Linked DNA regions of Mus musculus: region 2 is linked to region 1. The links are chromatin loops, found by intact Hi-C in ENCODE. Cell type or tissue: gastrocnemius. All regions are shown on one strand.

Region 1 (4,000 bases):
TACAAAGCAGTAACTGGCAGAGAAAAGCATTTGAGTTTTAGATTTACTGGTTCCATAACCTGTGGCCAATATTAGTCTAACAAATATTCTCTAGGATATATTGCTTAAATACAAAGAACAAAAGCATACTGGACTCAATAGCCATGAATGTAAAAGATACACAGCTGGCTGTAAGAAACCGGCCACATCTACTTGCAAGAAAAGCCAGGAGCTCCGAGACTCGTTTGGAGAAACAGATTCATACCTCAATCTCCTCTACAATGTTCCTCAGGTCAGCCTGCTGGGAGAGGTGGGACGCTGTCTGCAGAGCCTGGACCGTTCTGGAAGGAAAAGAGTAGAACACTAGGTCTAAGATTTAATGCATAGGAAGGCATTCTCCTCTGTTTTGTAAACGACTTATGCTAGCCTGAAACGGCTTGTCAGTCGTCTGTCTATCTTATTCAAGGCTAAAGAAACACGTTTGTAAACTGTTGGGCAGACGCTGGAGCAACTTTCCTAAGACTAAGGCACACAAGGGGGAGACCTGGTGCTTAAGTTCCCTCCTGCGCTCCCAGCATCCTGACGCAAGGGCTGTAGGTGCAGGATAGAAGGGCACAGATTTAGTCTTCACCTAGTCTCATGTTCTTCTAACATGTATTTAGTGTTCTCTGTATGAGAATACATGTATAATACATACTTAATTCTTATGAGCAATGACTCTATACTACCTACATGTATCAGTCTTTACTCAATTTTTAAAACTTCATTGTTGTATTTTCGGAGGTGGCCTCAAACTTGCTGACGATGACCTTGAATTCCTGGTCCCCCTGCCTCACTTCCTGAGTCCTGGGATCACAGATGGATACCATTACCTGGTTTATGTAGTACTGGGAATTAAAATCCAGGACCTTAAGCATGCTGTGGAAGCATTCTACCCACTGCAGTCCTCCAACAGTATCCTATCAACCGAGCTGTATATCGAGCTCCTTACTCTCCAAAATTCAAAAGAAAGTGAATTCAGAGCTACTTACTAAAGTCATAACGTCCAACCACCATCCCTGTTCATGTAAGAACATTTCCCTGAGTTCCTGAGCAGGACTCTATTTGGAACTAAGGAACTTAAGCAGTTCCTCTCCATGGTGTCTACCTCAGCCATCTCCCAGCAACACAATTCTACACACTTGTTTGTTCTGGATAGTCTTGTAAATAAAGTCGCATAGTAGTCATCTTGTTGGGATAGTGCTGAGCATCAGTTTCTGGCTCTGGGGCATCCCAAGCAAGCATCCTACCACTGGGACAGAGCCCCTACTATGTGACCTTTTATCTTTGGCTTTTGAGGCTCATCCATACTGTGGCACATATCAGCCCTTCATTGTTGTAGTTTTTTGATTTCCGAGACAGGGTTTCTCTGTGTAGCCCTGGCTGTCCTGGAACTCACTCTGTAGACCAGGCTAGCCTTTAACTCAGAAATCCGCCTGCCTCTGCCTCCCACGTCCTGGGATTAAAGGCGTACACCACCATTGCCCGGTTCATTCTTCATTTTTTACTCACATATTTTTACTAAGAGGACATTCTAGGGGCTAGAGAGACGGTTCAACAGAGCACCGACTGTTCTTCTAGAGGTTCTGAGTTCACTTCCCAGTGGCTCCTAACCATCTGTAATGGGATCTGATGCCCTCTTCTAATGTACATCAACAGTGCCTGTGCACTCACACATAAAATCAAATGAAGAAGAAGAAGAGGAGGAGGAAGAGGAGGAGGAGGAGGAACATTTTTTAAAAAGTATTATTCTATAAGAAAAACATTTTGTTGGGTATGTTGGTACACTAATCTTTAATCACAGCCCTCAGGAGGCAGAGGCAGGTAGATGTCTGTGATTCAAGGCCATCCTGGGCTACATATCGAGGTCCAGGACAGCTAGGACTATATACTGTCTCCAAAAAAAAAGGAAAAAAAAGTTGTCCCCTGATTTCTACATGTGTGTCACAGGGCGCATTCCTCTCCCTCCACACACACACACACACACACACACACCCCTAAATAACAATAACAAGAAAACATTTTAAGGTGGAATGTGGCTATACTCATGTACTCATGTCATTTTTTAATTAGTTATTATTTTTTTCTGCATGCAGACTGTCTGGACGGAGAACATAACCAGTTCCCTAGGTAAAATGTGGGCAGCTGAGGCCCCCTGGTGGTCAAACGGTCTGCAACTTCAGCACTGATGCCTGAGCCCCTGTGTTTTTAAGTGTCAGGGAATGTAGAGCAAGAATCTGTCTTCTTGTGTTGAGAGCATAACAATTTAGATTCCCACCATGGAAAGCTAATTCTATTAAGATGACAAGTCAGAAAACAGAAGAGTCACAATGTAAGGAGAGAAGCCCCCTGAGAGTTCAGCCGCTCCTACAAGGCCTTTTGGGTTAGTTTCTATGGTACTGGGCCTTTTGGGTTGGTTTTTATGGTACTGGGTCTTGCAAACTAAGTGTTTTACCTTTGTTCACCACTTCCAGTCCCTAATCCCAACGTTCTGAAAGGAGGAGTTGGTACCATCAACCTGCTATGAACAAAAGCAACTGGGGGGGGAGGGGGTGGTTATCTGGCTTATACTTCCTTATCATAATTCATCATCAAAGGAGATCAGGCCAGGAACTCAAAACAGGCCAAGAACCGGAAGGAACAAAGTGAGTTCTAGGAGAGCAAGGGCTACACAGAGAAACCCCGTCTTGCAAAACCAACAGTAACAAACAAACACATGGACTGCTCCTGAGGAACAATACCTCGATTCACCTCTGCTCTCCATATCCATGCCCTCAAGAGCATCTGACACACAGGCATACACACTCTCATGTGTGGGGTAAATCATTTTATCACCTATGCCTTTTGCAGAGGACCAGAGTCAGATTTGCAGAATATATTATCCCCTGAGAACCCACCATGTGCCCACAATAGATGCAGCTTCTCACAGCACCCAAGAAGCCAGTAAGAGCCTGTTCTCCACAGAACCCTAGTGCCAACACTGCAGCAAACCTGGCCTAACCTCTCCACAAACTGCATGCAGCTCACAGCCCTCACTGTCCTTGCTCCAGCCTCCTGTCTATGTGGGATGGTGGGCTTACACTGCCTCAGTCCTTGGCCTCTGCCTGAACACCTTATGAACAGATATGTCTATGTGAATTCCACAAGGTCAAGGACTGGACCTTGCTGCCTTAATTCAAGTGCCAGTCCCTGGGACTGGGGAGACGACTCAGTTGGTCCGTGTCTGCCATGCAGGCGTGGTGAGTTCAGACTCCTAGCACCCATGGAAAAGATGGAGAAGGCAGTGTGTCTGTAACCCCAGCACTAGCAGAAAGACCCCTGGAGCTCATTAGCTAGCTTGTCTCAAAAAACAAGGTAGAATGCACATGCCTGTAATTCCAGCACTTGGGAGGCAGAGACAGGTAGATCTCTGTGAGTTCAAGGTCAGCCGGGACTGCACAGGGAGTTCTAGGATAGCCAGGTATAAATAGTGAAACCCTACCTAAAATTAGAAAAACAAAACAAAACCCAAGGTGGAAAGTGACTGAGGAAGATACCTGCTGTTAACCTCTGGCCTCCACTTGCAAATACAGCCCCAGCCCCTTGACCCCCTACCCCACAATCACAACAGTGTCTGCACATCTAGCAGAGCACCTGGCTCACAGCAGATGTCTAGAAATGTGCACTGCAGAAATGAAAAAGCATTCTCAGGTCAGTAACCAACACAAACAAACCTCAAAAAGTCTTCAAAGCGACAACTTACGCTAGCACAGTCTCTTCCTTGCCGAGGCGAGCGGTAAGGGCACCGAGGGCTTCATTGGATGCCAAGGGAAGCCCAAACCCGCTGAGTGCTGCAACTGCATGGTAGATCTGGGCAATGGGGGAGTCTTCACTCACTGCTGCCAGCAGGAGCTCTTTGGTCTCATTTGAAACAGATATCTAGGAAAGGAATGGCGGACACAGAGTTAGAAGAGGTTCCAGCAGTTTGTGAAAGGCATACCGA
Region 2 (4,000 bases), 280 kb before region 1:
TCATCAAGATCCCCACGGGGAGACAGGGAAAAGGCATTGGACCACAGAGTTGCAACAACTCGATTCTCCGTAGAAGGCCTCTCTGCATCCTAGCCATAGCCGCCACAAAGCCTGCCTCCAACAAGCTAAGACAATCATCCCCATGGGACAATCTGGTGCTCCCCTTTCCCCTGGTCCTGGGCTAGACGCTGCCCCAGCACCAGCTCTCAGCTCCCTGACTCCATTCTCTGTTCTTCTATGACACCCAGCAATATCTGAATGTCCAAGAGTCTGAGAATCCCATGGCCCCAGCCTTGTCGCAGGTATGGAGACCCCTGAACCAGCTTCTGCTCTTCCCACATCTCAGACTGCGCTTTCCCACCCCTAGAGCAGTGTATCAGTGCTTATGAACAGCCTGGCACTCACAATGGATGTGATAAGCACAGTCAAACTCCCCTCATTCCACCTCCCCAAGAGATCATGCCCATTGGTGGGGCAGTCGCAGACTGACATGAACGTAAATGGATAAAACTAGAGAAAAAAAAAATCATTCTGAGTGTAGTAACCCAGACTCAAAAAGACAAATATGGTTTGTACTTATAGGAGATGTGGGGCGTGCCACCAGACCAGACAGAAGAACTGGTAAGGCTGAGTGAGCTCAGAAGCCAAGAATGTCACAGATTTGAGATCAAGAGTTGAACGGCTTTCTCCATGATTCTGCACCTACTCTGGAACAGATAACAAAGGCACCCCGCTAAGATGATCATGTGCAGTCAGTCAAGTAATATAAGACCTGGTGTCCTTCCCCATGCAAATAAAGCATCACTAACACCTCAAACTCAGCCAATAGGAACCACCTACCCCCTAAATCCCACCCCACTCAGGGTTTATATAGCCCCTATCCACATGAAATAAAGCACACACGTTATTTCACCGAGGATCATCTGAGAGTGGCTGTCTTTACTGAACTCTTGGGGAAGAGTTCTCTCTCCCAAAGCACTCACCGGTGGCTGGATCTTGGACCTGCCTGGCTGGGCAGGCTCACACCATCTCTGTCACTGTCACAGTAGCTGACAAGAGACACAGGACCTCAGCTACTTCATTGCTTCTTTTCTAAGAGCTGTAACACTCCAGGCAGTGGTCCAGCAAGAGAGCCCGGATGGCCAGAAGCCAAAGGCTGAACACCCAGAGACTTAGGATAGACCCAAACACAAGGGGGGGGGAGGGGGAGTCAATGAGATGATTAGTAATGATACTCTGCTATACTCATAAATTAGTGCCTGGCCAACTATCATTAGAGAGGGAGGCTTCACCCAGCAACTGATGGGAACAGATGCAGAGACCCACAGCCAAACATTAGGCAGAGCTCAGGAAACCCCATAGAAGAGTGGGAGGAAGAACTGTAGGTACCAGAGGGGCCAAGGACACCACAAGAACATGGCCCACTGAATCAACCAAGCAAGGTTTATGGGGGCTCACAAAGGCTGAAGTGACACTCGTGGAGCCTGTATGAATCGGAGCTCAGTTCTCTGCATATGTGTTGTGGCTGTGTAGCTTGGTGTTCTTGTGGGATTCCTAACAGTCAGACTGGGGGTGTCTCTGATTCATTTGCCTATTCTTGGAGTCATTTTCCTCCTGCTAGGTTGCCTCTTCCACTCTCAATACGAGAGTATGTGTTTCATCTTAATTGTAACTTGTTAGGTCTTGTTTGGTTCATATCTCTTGGAGGCCTGATGTTTTCTGAAAGGAGATGGAGGAAGAGTGGATCTGGTGAAAATGGGAAGTTGTTCGGAGATGCTTGGAGGGGGGGGGTGCTGTGGATGGGATACAATGTATGAGAGAAGAATTTTTTTTTTAAATACTCTGACAAAAAAACAAGAGAAGGAGAAAGGGTTTGTATTTGCTCACAGATGGACACAGGGAAGTCAAGGCAACAGTAACTTGAAGTATCAGGTCAGGGCACACTCACCATCAGGATGCAGAGTGGGTAGTACAAGCTCCTTTTCCTACACAGTCCAGGATCCCAACAGGACTCATTGCCAGCCCCCTCAACACAATCTTTGCCAACCCACACTCCACAACTGATCCTCAGTCCTGAGCTCATTGCTCCTCCATCTCCCGGCTCCTTTCAAAGATTATATATTTGTGTTCTGCGTGAGGCCAGGGGTATGAATTTTCACGTCCTCAGAAGGGTCTGGTATAGAGGAACTAAAGTCTAGGATTTAGGCTTCAGATCCATATGGCCTAGATTAAAATCTAGCCACCACCTGTGTCTAGGCATCCTCAGCCAATGCTCTCCACCGTTTCATCTTGTGTAAAATACATACAAATAAGTCTACATGTTACAAAATCGCACTGAAAGTTAACTTTGGCATTTGAGGTTTTAAAAAATCCGGCAGTTCTGCACCATACCGCTAGGTGTCACCACAGACTTGGCTAAAATACTTCCTTCTTGCTTTCCCAAGTGAGAGAGTCCTAAAAACTGAGTCCTAAAGCAGAGGGCAGCCCTGGGAAGGGCTACTCCATTTGAATATATGTCTCTAAAGGTCACTTGAGGACAAGACCTAATCTGCACACTCAAAAGTTATCTGGTAAATTCATGGGGCCAGGCTTTGGGGGAGTCCCACACCCCACCCCCACTGCACTTTGATTGGTGCTTAAAGTGCTACTTGTAGGAGACCAACGGGTCAGCACTTGCTGACTCTGGTGACTTGAATAATAACCCCTATAGGTTCATAGGGAATGGCACTATTAGGGGGAGTGACCTTACTGGAGGAGGTGTGGCTTTAGGAAGTATGTCACTAGGCAACGAGTGGGCTTTGAGGTCTCTGAAGCTCAAGCCAAGGTTCAGTGGCTCACTGTCTCTCCTGCTGCCTGTGGATCAGGATGAAGAACTTTCAGCCCCTTCTCCAGCACCTTTGTCTGCCTGCACACCACCATGCTTCCTGCCATGACAATAATGGACTAAACTTCTGAAACTGTAAGTCACCCCCAGTTAAATGTTTTCCTTTGTAACAGTTGCTATAGTCACAGTGTCCCTTCACAGCAACTGAAGGCTGATGGGGAGGACTTTGACAGGTCACTACAGAGGAGGGGACACCACCTCCAGAGGAGAGTAACAGGGTCTTCTGGCTGCAGTATGAAGGACACCTGTGATCTCTGTTGCTGTGATTAAAAAAAAAAAAAAAACAAACAAACAAACAGTAACAAAAACCTGACAGAGAGCAGCTTAGAGAGAGCCAGGTTACAGAGTGTCATAACTGGGGATGGGGTGGGAGAGAAGGTCAAGGTGCCAGGAGCTGGAAGCAGCTGGCCACACCAAGTCCACAGTCATAGGCAGGGAGAAATGAATGCATACAGGCTTGGGTGCTCACTGACCTTTCTCTGCCTATACAGTCCAGGTTCCAAAGCCAGGGAATGGTGCCACCAACTTCCAGACCAGGTCTTCCCATATTAATTAAAGCAATCAAGAGCATCTTCCACAGACATGCCTATGGGCCAACCTGCTTTAAGTAAGTCCCTCACTGAGACTTTTTCCAGGTGATTCTTGGCTACGTTGGCAAAACTAGCCATCACAAGGACTGTTTGGGGTTTCACAGGAGTCAAAACAGAGAGGCCAGTACAGGCCTGAGGGAGGGAGGGAGGGAGGGAGGGAGGGAGGGAGGGAGGGAGGGAGGGAGGGTGGGTGGTGATCAGGACCAAACTTTGGCAGTGAAGACAAAAAGGTCTAAAGGAGACAGGGATCCCCAAGGAAAAGACTAGTTTCAGAGGGGGTGCCGAGTTGAGGAAAGCAGGTGTCCTGGTTGGCTGCCAGGTGGACGGGGAGAATTTCGGAGGCCTTGGCAGGAAGTCAAGGTTGGCTTAGCCCAATTTTAGGGCAGAAAGGGTTTCTGGGTCATTCCAAATCCCAGGATCCAAATGGAGCAAGCCTGAGGGTGGAAGCAACCAGAGAAACCAAGCGGAGGTGAGAAGCCATGCCTGCCTCCAGCTCTGCAGTTCCCATAAGAAAGTTGGCCACTGG

The links. Peaks named below come from ENCODE experiments on the same cell type or tissue, not always from the same donor. Only the 100,000 strongest peaks of a DNase experiment are listed, where the experiment ranks them.
Region 2: it touches region 1 in a loop (9-fold over the local background); 24 of 42 quality-filtered maps call a loop at or near these places.

The regions. Positions count from the first base shown.
Region 1 is chr2:157,290,473-157,294,472 of GRCm38, reverse strand. Rpn2 (ribophorin II) reads right to left here. Exons shown (of 17, transcript NM_019642.4): 4 at 3,761-3,936; 5 at 245-320. Among named protein-coding and RNA genes, the nearest start is that of Mroh8, 13 kb to the right of the region's middle. In gastrocnemius, no CTCF peak of the experiment used is centred here; a DNase peak (open chromatin) is centred at 2,169.
Region 2 is chr2:157,570,113-157,574,112 of GRCm38, reverse strand. No RefSeq gene overlaps it. Among named protein-coding and RNA genes, the nearest start is that of Blcap, 5.8 kb to the right of the region's middle. In gastrocnemius, a CTCF peak has its summit at 2,394 (motif pointing right); DNase peaks (open chromatin) are centred at 1,124, 2,465 and 3,823.